2 separate regions of the Homo sapiens genome follow, and region 2 is linked to region 1. The links are chromatin loops, found by intact Hi-C in ENCODE. Cell type or tissue: right lobe of liver. All regions are shown on one strand. Links, peaks and the distances in the headings refer to the core of each region. The heading gives the core; the rest is flanking DNA. Region 1 has its middle 9.6 kb from the start of NCCRP1. Region 2 holds the start of PAK4-AS1 (PAK4 antisense RNA 1).

Evidence for each region. Peaks named below come from ENCODE experiments on the same cell type or tissue, not always from the same donor. Only the 100,000 strongest peaks of a DNase experiment are listed, where the experiment ranks them.
Region 2: a loop joins it to region 1, with 2.0 times the contacts of the local background. A loop is called at or near these places in 93 of 110 quality-filtered maps.

Annotation. Positions count from the first base shown.
Region 1 is chr19:39,182,788-39,192,016 of GRCh38, forward strand. It overlaps a transcript of PAK4 not described here. Among named protein-coding and RNA genes, the nearest start is that of NCCRP1, 9.6 kb to the right of the region's middle. In right lobe of liver, for the core only: a CTCF peak has its summit at 4,637 (motif pointing left); a DNase peak (open chromatin) is centred at 4,634.
Region 2 is chr19:39,129,902-39,139,130 of GRCh38, forward strand. All of the region lies in intron 1 of PAK4 (p21 (RAC1) activated kinase 4), which reads left to right. It overlaps PAK4-AS1 (PAK4 antisense RNA 1), which reads right to left and starts at 6,662. Exons shown (of 2, transcript XR_007067254.1): 1 at 6,521-6,662; 2 at 4,286-5,303. RefSeq lists enhancers at 2,004-2,585, 2,586-3,166, 5,240-5,985, 9,136-9,229. In right lobe of liver, for the core only: no CTCF peak of the experiment used is centred there; no DNase peak of the experiment used is centred there; H3K27ac peaks cover 527 bases.

The DNA of each region.
Region 1 (9,229 bases), core at 3,503-6,002:
CAGCCTGGGTGACAGAGTGAGATTCTGTCAAAAAAAAAAAAAGACAAAAAACAACAGGTACGGTGGCTTACACCTGTAATCCCAGCAGTTTGTGAGGCCGAGGTGGGCAGATCACCTGAGGTCAGGAGTTCAGGACCAGCCTGGCCACCATGGTGAAACCCTATCTCTAGTAAAAATACAAAAAAATTAGCCAGGCATGGTGGCGGGTGCCTGTAATCCCACCTATTTGGGAGGCTGAGGCAGGCGGATTGCTTGAATCCGGGAGTTGGAGGTTGCAGTGAGCTGAGATCACGCCACTGCACTCCAGCCTGGGCAACAAGAGCAAAACTCCATCTCAAAAAAAAAATAATTTTCATTTGTAATAGGTATCAGAATGGGGAAAAATATTTGCAGAGTCTAGCACTGATAAGATATCTTCTTAACAAGAAAAAGAGACCAGCCATAACAGGACAATGGGCAAAGGATATGAACAGGCAATTTAGAGAAGAAAGAACTCAAAGCCCAGTAAGGGTGTTCACAGCTGCTCAAACTCGTTAGTCATCAGAGACATGCACGTTCAAACCGTGCGGCGGTATTTTACACCATGAGTCTGATAAAAACAGATCCAGCTTAGTCAAGTGTTGCACATATGTATCTCCCAATGATTCCAATAGTCACACCCGGGTGACTTCCCAAAGAAACTCTCTGGACCTGAGGAAGAGTCGATGAGGACGTTCACTGTAGCATTATTTGTGGGGTGGAGCTGGAGGCAGGGGCATGTCCACCCCAGGGGAGTGGGTGGCTAAACAGAAGGGGTGCACCCCCAAAATTCCTGTCCAGACAGCAGGTAAGAAAAACAATAATAAGATTCATAATACAAGGCTGGGTGTATAAATAGCAAATTATGGACATAAAACAATGGTCCTCATTTTGCAAGGTTAGGAGACTCATTTGCATATTAGCATGGCTGCCACTGGGGAGGGAGAGGGGTGAGGGAAAGAATGAATGAACTGCAGATCTTGGGAGAAATGAAGGCCTTGAAGGCCACACTGAGGCTTGGTTCTCTAAGCAAAGGGGAACTCCCTTTTGTGTGGCTTGGGGCCTGGTCACAGGTATTTAATATAAAAATAAGCCAGGTGATCCTAACATACAGCCAGGATTGAGAATGGGAGAATGGGCTGGGCAAGGTGGCTCACACCTGTAATCCCAGCACTTTGGGAGGCAGAGGTGGGTGGATCACCTGAGTTTAGGAGTTCCAGACCAGCCTGGCCGACATGGTGAAACCCCGTCTCTACTAAGAATACAAAAATTAGCCACGCATGGTGGCGGGCGCTTGTAATCCCAGCTACTCGGGAGGCTGAGGCAGGAGAACTGCTTGAACCTGGGAGGTGGAGGTTGCAGTGAGCCAAGATCGTGCCATTGCACACCAGCCTGGGCAACGAGCGAAACTCCATCTCAAAAACAAAAAACATTGATCGAAGTCTGGCTGTGTTCAGGGGCTTTGCTAAGCTCCTAGTTTTGCGCCATTTAACTCCTGTAGTGGTTACCACCCCCCAAGGAAAAGGTTCCCCCCACCAAAAAAAAAAATAGATTCCCCCCCACTCACAAAAAAAGATAGGTCCACGGAAAATCTGTGAGTGTGGCCTTATTTGGGAAAAGGGTCTTTGCAGATGTGTCCTGAGTTAAGGATCTGGAAATGAGGTCACCCTGGTGTATCCGGGTGGGCTCTTATCTACTGAAAAGTGTCCTTTAGAGAAATGCAGAGGAGATTTGGGGCACACAGAGAAGCAGCCATGAGTCAGGAAAAGCCAGGGGCCTTCCAGGAGAAGCCAGAAGGGGCCAGGAAGCAATCTGTCCTGAAGGCTTCAGAGGGAGGAGAGCCCTGTCCACACCTGCACTTCAGACTTCGGCTTCCAGAACTGAGAGAATACAGCCAGGCATGGAGGCTCACGCCTGTAATCCCAACACTTTGGGAGGCCAAGGCAGGTGAATCACTTGAGGCCAGGAGTTCGAAACCAGCCTGGCCAACATGGCGAAAACCTGTCTCTACTAAAAACACAAAAATTAGCCGGGTGTGGTGGTGGGCACCTGTAATCCCAGCTACTCAGGAGGCAGAGGCAGGAGAATTGCTTGAACCTGGGAGGCAGAGATTGCAGTGAGCCGAGATCGCACCACTGCACTCCAGCCTGGGCAACAGAGCGAGACTCGTCCTCAAAACAACAACAACAACAACAAACCAGAACTGAGAGAATACATGGCTGCTGTTTCAAGCCACCACGCTGGGAATTTGTGATCGCAGCCCAGGAAACATGACCCTCGTAGCCGCCTTCTGCGGAACTACTGTACCTTCCTTGGCCTGTTTCACAGATGAGAGACAGGAACAAAGATGTCAACCTGAGGTCACAGAGCCAGAAAGTGATAGAGGCAGGATTCGAATCCTGGCATCGGGCCTGGGAGTTCCTGCATATCCTCACCATGCAGCACTGAGAAGTGGGTCAGGGCTCCCTTCACTACCCCACTTGTGGGACCACAGTTACCAACAGAGAAGTGCCTGTGTCTTCCCAGGTGGCTGGTCACGGAAGGAGGGCAGGCCCCAAGCCGCAGACTCCAAAAGGGAGGCTGTCGTCCTAGGGTGATCCATGGAGACTTGGGGTGGAGAGGTGTTGGCTGGGGGATGAGATGGGGCAGCAAGCAGGGTCCTGGACTGCCCTTGGGGGACACGGGGGCAGCTCAGAGCCACGCTTGGGGACTGCTGGATTATACGAAGGTGAACTCTCTGTTCCCTCCTCTCCCTGCATCTTTTTTCTTTTCTTTTTTTTTGAGATGGAGTCTCGCTCTGTCGCCCAGGCTGAAGTGCAGTGTCGAGACCTTGGCTCACTGCAACCTCTGCCTCCTGGGTTCAAGCAATTCTCCTGCCTCAGCCACCTGAGTAGCTGGGATTACAGGCACAGGCCACCACGCCCGGCTAATTTTTGTATTTTTAGTACAGACGAGGTTTCACCATGTTGGCCAGGCTGGTTTCGAACTCCTGACCTCAAGTTATCTGCGCGCCTCAGCCTCCAAAGTGGTGGAATTACAGGCATGAGCCACCGCGCCCAGCCTCCTCCTACGTCTTTGTCTCTGCCTTCCTTTGTCTCTCTCTTTCATTCTCCTGCTTAGTCTTTTTCATTATTTGAACAGGTGGCCCAAGCCCATGGTACAAAATGTAAAAGATCCCAAAGGGAATAAATGGGAAAATCAGCCTCCCTCCCACCTTACCTCCTTCCCCATGCCCAGCCTCTCAGTTCTGCTCCCCAGAGGCAGCCACTGATACAAGTTTCTTGTGCTTCCTTCCAGATATGTCTGCATGTACCAGGAAATACTTACATGCATATACAGACATGTATTTTCCTTCATACAGATAGCATAATGGGCCAGGCACGGTGGCTCATGCCTATAATCCCAGCACTTTGGGAGGCTGAGGCGGGTGGATCACCTGGAGTCAGGAGTTCGAGACCAGCCTGACCAACATGGTAAAACCCCGTCTCTACTAAAAGTACAAAAATTAGCCGGGCATGGTGGCTTGCGCCTGTAATCCCAGCTACTTGGGAGGCTGAGGCCGGAGAATCACTTGAACCCGGGAGGCAGAAGTTGCAGTGAGCCGAGATTGTGCCATTGCACTCCAGCCTGGGCGACAGAGAGTCTGTCTCAAAAAATAAAAATAAAAAAAATGTTGAATGTTGGCATAACGGGCACATCCCTCTGCCCCTTACTTTTTCCTACTTAACAATGTATCTTGGTGGTTGTTCCCTGCTGGTACATAAAAAGCAATTTTGATCCTGTTAGCGGCTGTGTAATATTCCATTGAACAGAGGAACCATGAATGATAGGAACAGCCACTGTCACTGGACATTTAGGGGGCTTGGAGTCGTTTGGTGTTTTTTATTTTATTTTGTTTTTTATTTTATTTTGAGACAAGGTCTCACTCGCTCTGTCGCCCAGCCTGGAGTGTAGTGGCACAATCTCAGCTCACTGCAACCTCCGCCTCCTGGGCTCAAGTGATTCTCCCACCTCAGCCTCTCAAGTAGCTAGGATTACAGGTATGTGCCACCACGCCTGGCTAATTTTTTTATTTTATTTTATTTTATTTTTTATTTATTTATTTTTTTGAGATGGAGTCTCGCTCTGTCGCCCAGGCTGGAGTGCAGTGGCGTGATCTCGGCTCACTGCAAGCTCTGCCTCCCGGGTTCACGCCATTCTCCTGCCTCAGCCTCCCAAGTAGCTGGGGCTACAGGTGCCCGCCACCACGCCCAGCTAATTTTTTTGTATTTTTAGGAGAGACTGGGTTTCACCGTGTTAGCCAGGATGGTCTCGATCTCCTGACCTCGTGATCCACCCGCCTCGGCCTCCCGAAGTCCTGGGATTACAGGCGTGAGCCACCGTGCCCGGCCAATTTTTTTCTTTTTTGTAGAGATGGGGTTTCACCATGTTGCCCAGGCTGTTCTGGAACTCTTGAGCTCAAGCGATCCTCCCGTCTTGGCCTCCCAAAGTGTTGGGATTACAGGGGCCCTCTCTTCCTGTTTTCTGGCTCTTTGTGTATCTTGTTGCTGTCTCTGCCTCTCCCTGTCCACACTCTTCCCTCCTTCTATCCAACCTCAGTCCTGCCTCTCTGTCGCCCCCTGCAGGGTGAAGTGGGCTCACTGCCCCTCCAACCTCACAAACCTCTGTGGTTTGTATCTGGGGCAGACAGCACCCACCCCAGCCCACCTTTCTACTACCCCTGCCCCCTCCCGACCTGGCTGCACTTTCCCACCCTCCACAGCCCTGATAGAGAGCCCAGGATCTGCTCCCCCAGCCCCAGGTGCCCACCCTCCAGGACCCCTGCCCTTCCCCCTCTACCAGCAGGCTTGGGCCCCAGGACGTGCTGACTCCTGGGGGTGACAGGTTTTGCAGCAGGTGCAGTGGGAGCTAGGCTTGGGCAAGTTGGAAGCGGTGCCTCGGCTGGGTCAGAGCCTCTTCCTCCTGCCGCCCAGCCGGGCCTTCCTGCCCTCCCTGCCCAGCAAGCAGAGCAACGTCAGGTCAGCCCTGGGCTGGGGACAGACAATAAACAGACCTGCCCAAGGCCCTGCCCTGGTGAGGATGACATTCGGGCAGGGTGAGAGACTGTGATCCAGTGACAGCCACACGCACAGAGGTATTTACAAAGCATGCTGAATGCAAGAAAGGACGAATGGGGTGTGATAGAGAATAGCAGGGAAGGGGAATTTATCTGGCCTGGGGATGGCCCAGCTCTCTTTCTTTGTACCAGTAGAGAACAATCACCAAACCATCTTGTTAGGCAGAAAAAAGCAAGAAGGGTGTGTGCCGTATGACAAGGTGACTTGTTTTGTTTTGTTGAGACAGTCTCTGTCACCCAGGCTGGAGTGCAGCGGCACGATCTTGGCTCACTGCAGCCTCGACTTCCCAGGCTCAAGTGATCCTCCCACCTCAGCCTCCGAAGTAGGTGGAACCAGAGGCACTTCCCACCATGCCTGTTTTTTTTTGTTGTTGTTTGTTTGTTTTTGGTAGAGACAGGGGTCTCGCTATGTTGCCCAGGCTTGTCTCAAACTCCTGAGCTCAAGCCATCCTCCTACCTCAGCCTCCCAAAGTGCTATAATTACAGGCACTGCACCAGGCCAGTTTTTTTGTTTTGTTTTGTTTTGTTGAGACGGAGTCTTGCTCTGTCACCCAGGCTGGAGTGCAGTGGCACTATCTCAGCTCACTGCAACCTCTGCCTCCCAGGCTCAAGCGATTCTCCTGCCTCAGCCTCCTGAGTAGCTGGGATTACAGGCATGCACCACCATGCCTCGCTAGTTGTTGTATTTTTGGTAGAAACGGGGTTTCGCCATGTTGGCCAGGCTGGTCTTGAACTCCTGACCTCAAGTGATCCGCCTGCCTCAGCCTCCCAAAGTGCCCGGATTACAGGTGTGAGCCACCATGCCCGGCCATTGGCCGGCTTTTATTATTTCATCTAGTTCCCTGGTTGTCGACAAGGTGATGCTTCCCAGATTTTCATCTCAGCCCCGACCCCTCTCTCAGACTCCAGCCGGTACATCCAGTTGCCCCTGGCATCACCCCTGCGGATACCTCGTACTTCACATATATGCATGGAGTACTTGATTTCCCAAGAACCCCCTCAAAGAGCTGCCCCATTCTGTCTGACCTCATCTCCCCTTCATTCTCTTCACCCCACACTGGCCTCCGTGCTCTTCCCCAACCCACCAAACCCCGTCGCACCTCAAGGCCTTTGCACTGACTGTTTCCTCTCCCAGAATGCTCCTCTCCTAGGCCTTTGTGCAGCTAATTCCTTCCCCTTCTTCAGGTTTCTGCTCAAATATCACCTCCTCCGAGAAGCCCTCCCTGACCACCCCAACTAGGCAAGGCTTCCACCTGCTCTTCTCTGCCCTGACAGCGCATTCTTCACCTTCAAGGCACTTAGTGCTGTTTGTCAATTAACTAGTTACTTGTTGAATTGTAACTAGTTAATTGACATCCCTTCCCCCACAAGGCTGCAAGCCCCGTGGGGACAGGAATGGTGTCTGTTCTTTCACCACATTACACCCCAGTGCACAGGGCTTGGCCATTGAAGGCATCTCATAAACATCTGTTGAAAGAACAGGTGGTAGAAAGCAATGAGAGGCTCCGGACCTTGTTTGCTTTATAAAAATTATATTTTTTATCAGCCTGGGTAACATGGGGAGACCCCCATCTCTACAAAACATTTAAAAATTAACTGGGCATGGTGGTGTGTGCCTGTGGTCCCAGCTACTTGGGAGGCTGAGGTGGGAGAATCACTTGAGCCCAGGAGGTTGAGGTTACAGTGAGCTATGGTGGTGCCACTGCACTACAGCCTGGTGACAGAGAGAAACCCTGTCTCAAAAAAAAAATTACACTTAGGCTGGATGTAGTGGCTCATACCTGTAATCCCAGCACTTTGGGAGGCCACAGTGGGTGGATCACCTGAGATCAGGAGTTGGAGACCAGCCTGGGCAACATGGTGAAACCTCGTCTCTAGTAAAAATACAAAAAAAAATTATTTGGGCGTGGTGTCACATGCCTGTAATCCCAGTTACTGGGGAGGCTGAGGCAGGAGAATGGCTTGAACTTAAGAGGCAGAGGTTGCAGTGAGCCGAGATTGCACCACTGCACTCCAGTCTGGGCAACAGAGTGAGACTGTCTCAAAAATTACACTTAAAAGTGTAATAGGCTGGGCACAGTGGCTCATGCCTGTAATCCCAGCACTTTGGGAGGCTGAGGTGAGCAGATCACTTGAGGTCAGGAGTTTGAGAACAACCTGGCCAACATGGTGAAACCCCATCTCTAGTAAAAATACAAAAATTAGCTGGGTGTGGTGGCAGGTGCCTGTAATCCCAGCTACTCGGGAGGCTGAGGCAGGAGAATCGCTCCAACCCGGGAGGTGGAGGTTGCAGTGAGCCAAGATCGTGCCACTGCACTCCAGTCTGGGTGACAGGGCGAGACTCCATCTCAGGAAAAAAAAAAAAAAAGTGTAATACTTAAAAGAAGTAATACGCATAAGTGATACCAAATCCAAAAGTTTCAAAGGACATAGAGTACAAAGTCATTGTCCCCACCTTGCCTGTCTCGGACGCCACCAGATCTCGCCCGCAGAGTCACTTTCTGGAAGAGATCTGACAAATCTTCATTTTATATACATATATATATATATATATATATATGTATGTATATTTTCTTCTTCTTTTTCTTCTTCGGCATCCATTTTGAAGCACAAGGCCCACTGTTCCATATCTTGCTCTTCTACTTAATAACTGCCTCGTAGATACTTTCTTATTAGCAACATAGAGAGAATTGGCATACTGTTTTTGTTTTGTTTCTTATTGAGGTATAATTTACATACAATAAACTACGCCCATTTTAAATCTACAGTTTGCTGAATTTTGACAAATGTATACACCCATATAATGACAACTGCAATTAAAATGGAACTTTCTCATCAGCCCACAGCATTTACTCTTGTGCCTTTTTGTAGTTAAGCCCCACCAGCCTCGTGAAATTACAGACCTGCTGTATCTGATTCTAGATTAGTTTTGCTTTTTCCAGAACTTTAGATAACTGGAATCACATAGTCGGTACTCTTTTATGTCTGGCTTCTTTCTTTCCTTTTTCTTTATTGTTCTTTTGTTTATTTATTTACTTTGAGTCGGAGTTTCACTCTGTCGCCAAGGCGACACTGAGCAGTGGTGCAATTTTGGCTCACTGCAACCTCTGCCTCCCGAGTTCAAGCGACTCTCGTGCCTCCCGAGTGGCTGGGATTACAGGCGTGCATCAACGCTTGGCTAATTTTTGTATTATTAGTAGAGACAGGGCTTCATCATGTTGGCCAGACTGGTCTTGAACTCCTGAGCTCAGGTGATTCGCCCGTCTCGGTGTCCCAAAGCGTTGGGATTACAGGCGTGATCCGCCGCGCCCGGCTTTCTTTTTTCTTTATGCTCTAAAATCTATCACTGGCCAGGCCTAGTGGCTCACACCTATAATCCCAGCACTTTGGTAAGTCGAGGCAGGACTATCTCTTGAGCCCGGGAATGTGAGACCAGCCTGGGCAACACAGTGAGACTCCCATCACTACAAAAAATACAAAATTTGTAAAATAAATAAATTTTAAAAATGTATCACTGTATTGCCTGGCTTCTTTCATTCATCACAATGTGTTTGAGAGTCATCTGTGTTTTGTATGTACCCATAGATCATTCCTGGGCTGGGCGTGGTGGCTCACACCTGTAATCTAACACTTTGGGAGGCCGAGGCGGGAGGATTGCTTGAGCTCAGGAGTTCGAGACCAGCCTGGGCAACATGAGGAGACTCCCTGTCTCTACAAAAAAATACAAAAATTAGTTGGGCTTGGTGGTGTGTGTTTGTGGTCCCAGCTACTTGGGAGGCTGAAGCAGGAGGATCGTTTGAGCCCAGGAGATGGAGGTTGCATTAAGCCGAGATCGTGCCCCTGGACTTCAGCCTGGGAGACAGAGCCAGACCCTGTCTCAAAAAAAAAAAAAAAAAAAAAAAAAAAGGTGATTCCTCTCCTTGCTGAAGTGTGCTCCATTGTGGCCATTCCAGTTAGTTTATGCACCCACTCGTTGCTGGGCACTCGGGTTCCCCTCAGTTTGCAGCTGTTATGAAAAAGTACCGTGACCAGGTCTCTGTGTGGACAATGTTTTCATTTCCCTTGGCTAACTACTTCAGAGCAGGGTCACTGTGT
Region 2 (9,229 bases), core at 3,646-6,145, 53 kb before region 1:
ATGGGTGAGGCCTTGTAACATTCTTTCTGTGTATCTGACTGTTGGTCCCAGTGGTAACCAACACAGCCCAGCTCTACCCTTGTAGATTATAGTACAGTGAAGGAGACAGACCTGCTGTCCCCAGACGGTGACAGCCCAGAGAGGCCAGGGCTGTGAAGGAGAGGCCTAGGCGAGGGTCAGGGCGGGATGTGGGGGGGACCCAGGCAGAAGGGTCAGGGCGGGATGTGGGGGGGACCCAGGCAGAGGGGTCAGGGTGGGGTGGTGGGACCCAGGCAGATGGGTCATGGCGGGATGGGAGCGGGGACCCAGGCAGAGGGATCAGGGTGGGACTGGGGGGGACCCAGGCAGAGTGGTCAGAGAAGGATGGGGAAACCCAGGCAGAGGGGTCAGGGCGGGATGGGGAAACCCAGGCAGAGGGGTTGGGGCTGGATGGTGGGGAGGGGCACAGAGAGGGATTGGGACTGGGATGGAGGCGCAGGGACCGTAGGAAGCCCGAGGAGGCATGTGGCCCAGCGTGGGGAGTTGAGGAGGGCTTTCTGGATAAGATGACATCTGACTGATGAGAACATATGAGCGAGGCTGGAAGGAGGTGGAAAGAATGTAACAGGTCATGGGTACGGAAGTGCCAAGGCCCTGAGGGTCGGAATGACCTCGGAATGGTCGAGGATCATCAGATAGGCCGGTGTAGGCTATGCTGTGCACCCTGACTGTGTGGTAGCCTTGCTCTGCAAAGAGCAGTTAAAGAAATACATAAAATATAAAATAAATAAATAAATAAAAAAGCAAAAAAAAGAAGCCAGTGTGGCTGAGCAGGGGGTGGGGTCAGAGGCTTGGAGGCGGTGTTGGATACAGCAGGGCCTAGCAGAGCCAGGTGGGGTGTGTGGATTCCATTCTGTGCATAATGGGAAGTCATCAGAGGCTTTAGTGACATCTGGTTTTCCCCTTATAAAGATTGCTCAGGCTGCTGTGTGGGGGACGGATCGCGGGGGGTGGCGACAGGGAGGCTGTGGGGAGGCTGCTGTGACAGTCCAAGCAGAAGAGGGTGGAGAAGACGAGGGGACAGTGATGGAGGAGCGTCCTCGTGCCAGCTGAGGTCATCAGCGCTTTACCCCTGTTACCTCACTTCATCTTCACAGCAACCTGTGAAGTAGGTGCTAGTATCATCCTCACTCTAGAGATGAGAAAGGAGGCCCAGAGAGGTACGGGACTTGCTTAAGGTCACACAGCAGGCAGTGGCAGAGGTAGGATTGAACCCCAGGCCTTGGGGCTTCAGTGTCACTGATTACTGGGGCTGCCCTCCCGTGGTTTGGAACTGGCTCGGACAAGACAGGCCTGATTCCTGTTCAGCTGGTTCTTACCCAGGCTCCTTTGTTGACAGAAGTTCCGTGGAGACCTGTTCCCCCTGGGTAGTTTCTGGGCGCTGGGTCCCTACCTCCCTCAGGGCCTCCCTTTCCTTTCTCATCTACTCCTCGTCCCACTGGCTCGTGGTGAGCCAGACTTCCTGGCCAGACACCGGTCAGGGGTGTCCCCAGCAGCTGTTTCTCCCATCACCGAGCCCAGCCCCGCACATGCTGCCAGCAGGAAGCAACCTCCTTCCAAGTCATGGCCAGGGAAGTGGGACCCTTCCCGCCTAGTCACCCATCCGGGGCCAAGGCTTCTTGTCTGCCAGACGCCTTGGCCCACAGGAAGGTTGGAGGGGCCGAGGAGGGTGAGAAGGGGAACACTCTCCCATCCCAGGGGAGCCAGCGCTGGCGGATGCGACAGAAGCCACCGCTCACTGAAGCCTCTCTCCTGGGACCCTCCGGTCCTGCCCCGACCCTTCCCAGGCTGGGAGGCCATCTGCTGCCTTCCCGAGGGGCAGTGGAACTTCCCTGCCAGGGCTGCTCAGTCCACACACATCCCTTAGCCTTTTTCACTAGCTGGGAGCCCCTGGGGAAGAGACAAAGAACTTCCCTGGGCCTCTGATTCCTCACCTGTTACAGGGAGTATTGGTGGCCACCTCTCAGGGCTGTGGGAGGGCGGAAGATCATGTGTGTGCGTCGTGCTTAGCCCGATGCTCAGCACTCAGTAAGTGCTTGGTAAATGTTGAACTTGGTGCGTTCGATGGTTTCCGTCCCTTGCACCCTGTCCCCCTCTGGGTTCTCATCCCGTAGTGAGCTGTAATAACCCCAGCCCCCCGCCCGGGGTCCCAGCTCCACGTGCCAGGCACGCGTGTGCTGTGAGTCTATGAGCATGGTCATGTGGCTGTACCCAGAGACCCTGAGGAGGAGGTGTTTTTAACCTCGTTTCTCTTTTCCCGTGTTTCAATTTTCAGAAAGCACGTTTTTCCTCCATGTGCATGCATTACCTATTCCCCTAAATAATCACTGAAAAACTGCACACAGCACAAAAGGATGTACAGGGACGAGCAAATCTCTTTCCCACCCGCCTGCCAGGCCCTTCCCAGAGATAGCATCATCACCCCCGGTTTCTTTTCTTTCTTTCTTGAAATATTTGTTCCCCCAAGTGCCCGCCCCTCCCTTTTGTTTTTACTCAAATGGAGCGGACTTCCCATGTTTATATTCTGTCCTGTGCTTTGCGTTTCCCACTCCGAAGCTCGCTGTCAGGACACAGAGTGCCGCCTCGTGTCCCACGCACACGCGTGCCCCCACGGACAGCACAGCCATTCTGTGCTGATGGCCATCAGGCCATTCCCATCTTTCCGTGCTGTGAACAGGGCTGCGCCCGCCTGAGTGTGGCTGTGCATATGTCTCTAGGTGTGAGTCTGAGCTTGTGGCCTCGTGGTCTGAGACAGGTGCCCCGTTAACTTTGCCGGTAGTGTTAGTGTTTCACCCTGCTGGGGAGGTTGTCTGGCTCACACTCCCACCCCCCAGTGTCTGATGACACCGGGGTTTCCTCACTCCCTTGCTGGAATAGACGGGTGTCACCTGACATTCTCACCTTTGCCAGTCAGATAGGTGACAAACAGTCTCATCATGGTTCTGATTTTAATCAGAGCAAAGTGGGACAGCTTTGTGTTGTTGAAAGCCATCTTGAGCTTCCTTTTCTTGGAGCTGTCTATTCCTGATAATTTTACTTTCTCTGAGAAGGGGAAACTGAGGCACAGGCCAGCAGTCCCACAGCAAATACGTGGCAGATGTGGCACTCAAACCTTGGCTCCGTTCTGGAGCTCCTAACCCATCTGACACAGAAGAGGTCAAGGGCTTGGCCTCCGGAGCCAGCTTTGTCTCTTACTAGCAGTGTGACCCCAGACAAGTCACATCACCTCTCTGTGCCCGGGTGTCCTCATCTGTAAAATGAGGGTGCTAATGATATCTACTCTTAGAGTTGTTTTGAGGATCTAAATGTATATTCGGCAGGCAAAATGTATAGTAAGTGCTCAAAGACTGTTAGCTGCGTTACTAATAGCCGTATTATTAATATTATAGCTATGTCACCAATAGCCATGTTATTAATATGAGCAGGCACTGTTTGAGTGCTTTCTGTGAACTAACCTACTGGACCCTCCCATCAACTCCAAGACACACGTGTTCTTAGGATCTCCCTTTTCTAGGGAGGAGACTGAGAGCCTGGGGGACCTGGCCCCGTCACAGAGCAAGAGGAACTGGGATTTGGATGCTGGAGGCCTGGCTGGTAATCGCTGTGGCCGCTTCCCCTGCTACCCGGGGCTAAGCCTGAGGGTTACAAAGCTCTCCCTCCTGCTTCCCCCACCCACCTTCTGCTGTCTGCATTCCAGGCAGGCTGCCCAGGAGCTTTCGAGCAGACACCTTGAGGGTTGGGAGCACCGGGTGGGCAGGGTCCTCACCTAGAGAGCTCCCCGTCCCAGACCCTCCCTGCTCCTGCCACCTGTCCTGGGAACTCCTGATAAAGCAGCATTGTGCAGCGGTTTTGAGTTCACTTCCCAGCCCGGTTTTGCCACTCCCACACTTCACTCCCAGAGGCGGAAGGCGGCCGGTCTTCCTGGGCTGCGTGGGGTGCCAGCCCCCCTCCCCTTCCCTTCCCTCCCTCACTGCGCCCACAGTCACCGGTCAGCACTGGCCATGGGGAGAAAGTAGGACCCTGCGGGCCACTGGCCCCTCCACAGACCCGTCCCCAGGTGAAGACCCCTCCCTGCCCTCCCCACAGGAGGCCCCTGTCCTTCTCTCCCGAGGAACCCTCCTTCCCTGCCGCCCACAGGGGCCTCCATAGTTCTGTCGTCCCTTCCCCGCAAATCTTCCACTGCAGCCTGGGCCCACGTTATTTGACTCTCAAATGCTATATATATACACAGCGCTTCTAACTCCACTGCTTTTAAAAAACCTTTAATAATTGTCAATTATAATATGCCCATAGAAAAGTGCATAAAATGCACAGGTAAGTTTAGCAAAGAATTACAAAGTGAACAACGCTTCCCCACCACCTCGGTAAAGACAGAACACAACCTCCCAAAAGCCGCCTGCCCATAACCCCTGTCCATCACGACCACAGTCGTGAGTGCTCTCCTGACCTTGGTGGTCACTGTGTCCTTGCTTTTCCTGATAGTTTTTACCATGAGGTATGCATCCTTGAATTACAGAATGTCATCTTGCCTGCTTTTGAACTTGACATAAATGGAATCTTCCAGTATGTCCTTGTCTGTGCTTTCTTTCGCCCTTAGGCCTGTGAGATCCATCTGTGTGCTGAGTGTATCTGTAGTCATTCATCTTTGTTGCTGTATAATATTCTTTTTTTTTCTTTGACACAGAGTCTCGCTCTGTCACCCAGGCTGGAGTGCAGTGGTGCAATCTTGGCTCACTGCAGCCTCTGCCTCCTGGGTTCAAGCGATTCACCTGCCTCAGCCTCCCGAGTAACTGGGATTACAGGCATACACCGCTATGCCTGGCTAATTTTTTTTTTTAATTTTTAGTAGAGAGGGGGTTTCACCACGTTGGCCAGGCGAGTCTTGAACTCTTGACCTCAGGTGATCCACCCACCTCAGCTTCCCAAAGTGCCGGCATTACAGGCGTGAGCCACTGTGCCCAGCCCCATATAATATTCTGTTCCTCCATCTCCTGCTGCGCTGATGCGAGCCATCTCTTTGTAGCATCTCCTGGGGTGCCGGTGCCTGCGTTTCTTCAGGGAATATACCCAGGAGTGCGTAGCCCAGGGCAGAGGGTGGGGTAGCTTCAGATTTAGTGGGCGCTGCCACACAGCCTCCCAAGGTGGTCAAATCTGTGTATCCTCCTAGCGGTGGTGACTGAGGATCTTAGTTGCTCCACCTCCTCACCAACATTTGGTACCGTCAGACTTTTTGGTTGACCTTGGAACATTTTTATTCTTTTTTCCTGCAAAAGTAACACCACTGGTTATCATCGGGCTGAGCCCCTCATGTTATTTTGTCCTCCCCTTGCTCCTGTCCATTCCGACTCTCACCCATTCTGTGGACAGGAGTCAAGTGCTTATTCTTTTTTTTTTTTTTTTTTTTTTTTTTTTTGAGATGGAGCCTTGCTCTGTCACCAGGGCTGGAGTGCAGCAGCGCGATCTCAGCTCACTGCAACCTCCGCTTCCCAGATCCAAGCCATTCTCCTCCCTCACCCCCTCAAGTAGCTGGGATTACAGGCATGTGCCACCACGCACGGCTAATTTTGTATTTTTAGTAGAGACAGGGTTTTACCATGTTGGCCAGGCAGGTCTCAAACTCCTGACTTCAAGGGATCCACCTGCCTCAGCCTCCCAAGGTGCTGGGATTACAGACGTGAGCCACTGCGCCCTGCCCAAGCGTGTATTCTTTGACCAGCTTTGCGCTGGGGCCCAGCGACTGAAGGGTGAACCCAAACAACAGGCAGCCCTCCCCGAGCTCAGTCCAGTGGGAACACAGACCTCGACTGCAGAGCAACAGAAAGATAAGCCGGGCTGGAGGCTCCCGGCCCCCATCTTCCCACAGTGACCCCATTTTGGGAACAGGAACCCCCATCCCTCGTCTTGTTTCGGGATTAGGCTTCTCCAAATCTGGCACCCTATCACCTTGACTCCTCTCTTGCCCCCCCGCCACATCCAAAGTGTCTGGAAAGCCTGTCACTCTACATGACAATGTAACCTGGTGCTGCGGGCTCCTCTTCCTTGTCACTCCCCTTCCTCGTCATCCCCCTTCTTCGTCACCCCCCTTCCTCGCCACCCCCTTCCTGGTCACACCTCTTCCTCGTCACCCTTCTTCCTTGTCACCCCTCTTCCTCGTCACCCCCCTTCCTCATCATCCCCCTTCCTCGTTACCCCCCTTCCTTGTTACCCTTCTTCCTCGTGGCCCCCTAGTTCAAGCCACCCTCATCTCCCTCCTGGACCATTGAGGCGTGCTCCCTGCTCCCTTCTCCCCCACTGTCCCCACAGTTGTCCGCACACAGCCAGAGGTAGCCGTGCACACCTGGTCAGGGCAGGAACCCTCCCCTGGCTCCACCTCTCCCAGCAGAGAAGCTTGCAAGGTCCCAGGCAACCTGGCCACTTTCCTGCCTGCCCTGCTTCCCTCTTCTCCTGCCACCATTCCTGGAACATTCCAGGCAGGTCCTACCCCGGGGCCTTTGTTCTTGCTGCCCCCTGGGCAGGCAGCACCCTCCTTCCTTCTGTTCAGTCAGCCTCTGCTGACAGTGGCCCCCTTGGGGAGATGTTTCTTCCCGACCATGGGTCCCCAGGAGCAGCCCCTGTCACCCTCCCTCTAGCACCTTCCCCCGGTAACCCTCATGATGGTTACTTCCATTATGACATGTGGGTCTGTTGGTTTATTTTGTCTCCCGGCATAACGTAGCCTCAGGGCATGGGGGTAGGGGTAGAACCACAGGGCCTTGCCCTGCCCCTTGCTATGTTCTCAGGGATTGGAGTGTGGTAGTCTCTCAGTAAATGCTGGTTGACTGACTGACTGACTGACTGACTGAACTGTAGTAAGCTGGGCTGCCAGAGCGTCTAATGGGGACCCGCCCTGGGTGGGGCACACCGGGAAGGTTTTCCTGAGGAGGAAATGCCACTTGAAGGATGAACTTGGCCTCGACTAAGGGAGGAGGCTGAGGCAGCTGCCATTGCAGAGGTCTCCCGGCGGGGGAGTGCAGGGGGCCTTTGAGGAATTGAAGGAAGACAGGTAGGTCGGTTCTTGGGTTGGTCTGGATTCCAGTCTTGACAGCTGCTTGGGCCTCTCTCTGCCTCAGTGTCTTCCTCTCTAGAAGGTGGCTGCTTCAGGTGTTCCTGGACATTCCTGAAGTTCTGCTCCTAACACACTTATCCTGGTGCCTGATACATAAATATAAATGTGATTGTTTATTTTTTTCCAACAAATTTGGTGGAGTGCTGACCCGTGTGGCCTCCAGGGATGCGGTGGTGGATAAACAGACCCGGTTGCCGCCCATTTGGAGCCTGGCCTCTGGAGCCATCTGGGGCACCCCTGCTTGGAGGCAGGAGAAGGCCTGGTGTGACCTTGGGCCCGGGGAGTCCTTATTCTAGATCCGGGAAGCTCTTCAGGGTGATGAATAGGAAAGACGAATGGAGGGTTTGTGCGTGCCGGCCCTGTGTCCCGGCCAGTGCTCCCAAGCTGCTGCCTGGGCCTCCCTGAAATCCCAGGAGGTAGCTGCACCCGTGTGACCCATTTCACAGATTGGGAGGTGAGGGGGGCACCAATGCTAAGTCCTTCGCCCATTTTGCAAACTAGAGTAGATCTGGTGGTGTTTCCTCTGTGGTCTGATGTGTTTTTCTGGTAGCCAGTCAGGTGGGGCAGCTTTCAATTTGTTCTTCCAGACTCCTGTGAAGGAAGGGCCAGTTCAGGTCACTTTCCTTTTTTTTTTTTTTTGAGACAGAGTCTCACTCTGTCACCCAGGCTGGAGTGCAGTGGCACGATCTTGGCTCACTACAACCTCCGCCTGCCGGGTTCAAGCGATTCTCCTGCCTCAGCCTCCGGAGTAGCTGGGACTACAGTCGTGCGCCACCATGCCTGGCTAATTTTTTGTGTTTTTAATAGAGATGAGGCTTTGCCGTGTTAGCCAGGATGGTCTCGATCTCCTGACCTTGTGATCCGCCCACCTTGGCCTCCCAAAGTGCTGGGATTACAGGCGGGAGCCACTGTGCCTAGTGTCTTAGCCATTCCTGAGGTTTTTTTTTTTTTTTTGAGACAGGGTCTTGCTCTGTCACCCAAGCTGGAGTGCAGTGGTTCAAGATTGGCTCACTGCAGCCTCCACCTCCTGGGTTCAAGCAATTCTCTTTCCTCAGCCTCAGTAGCTGGGACTGCAGGTACACGCCACCACCCTGGGCTAATGGGCTAATTTTTTTTATTTTTAGTAGAGGTGGGGTTTCACTATGTTGGCCATCCTGTTCTCAAACTTTTTTTTGTTGTTGTATTTTTATAGAGATGGGATTTCACCATGTTGCCCAGGCTAGTCTCAAACTCCTGAGCTCAAGCCAGCTGCCCGCCTCAGCCTTCCAAAGTGCTGGGATTACAGGCATGAGCCACTGTAATGGGCATCCAGCCCATTCTTGACTTTTTGTAATTCCCTTTAAATATTAGACAAGCATGTTGTCAGTGTATGTACGTGTGCTCGTGCGCACACACCTGACACTGAGTCTCCCAATCCATGAACGTGGTATGTCTCTCCATTTGTTTATGTCTTCTCGTTCATACTTTTCCAGCCGACGCCTTGCCCACCTCTTGTGGGGTTTTTCCCAGGGTAGTTCATGATGTGGCAGGGAGTCTGTGCCCTCCACTCCCACAAGATGCCGTGCACCCTGGGTTTAGCCTTGCTGGCTGAGGACCTCATGGCGGTGGCAGGAGGCCACTTCTCCCATTCTCTGCTTCTTCCCTGGTACCGCCCCTGGACCCTGGCGGAGGGCGGGCAGGGTGCCCAGAAAGGAGGCTGTAATTTTCCTGAATGATTTCAAGGGCTAATTAAAGGTTTGCCTTGACTAATCAGCTTACGGTTTAATTATTAGGGAACAGGCTCTGGGATGCGGGAAGCAGCTCAGCTGGGGTCTCCCCACAGCGTGGCAGGAAGGAGCCAGGACCCAGCCCTACTCTGGGGGGCTGGCAGGATATGGGGATACCCCAGCACCCTCCAGTGGGTCAGTGGGGGGTTCTCCATCCCCCACTGAGCTGTGACAGGTGGAGGGCAGCAGGTGTGATGGAGATTACAGCCGATTCCTCCCCTGATTCACATCATCCCCCACAGCCCATGGCTGGCTGGGGAGGGGCTGGCCCTGTCCCTCCAGCAGCTTTGGCAGGGCCCGTCCCTCCCCACTTTCCTGC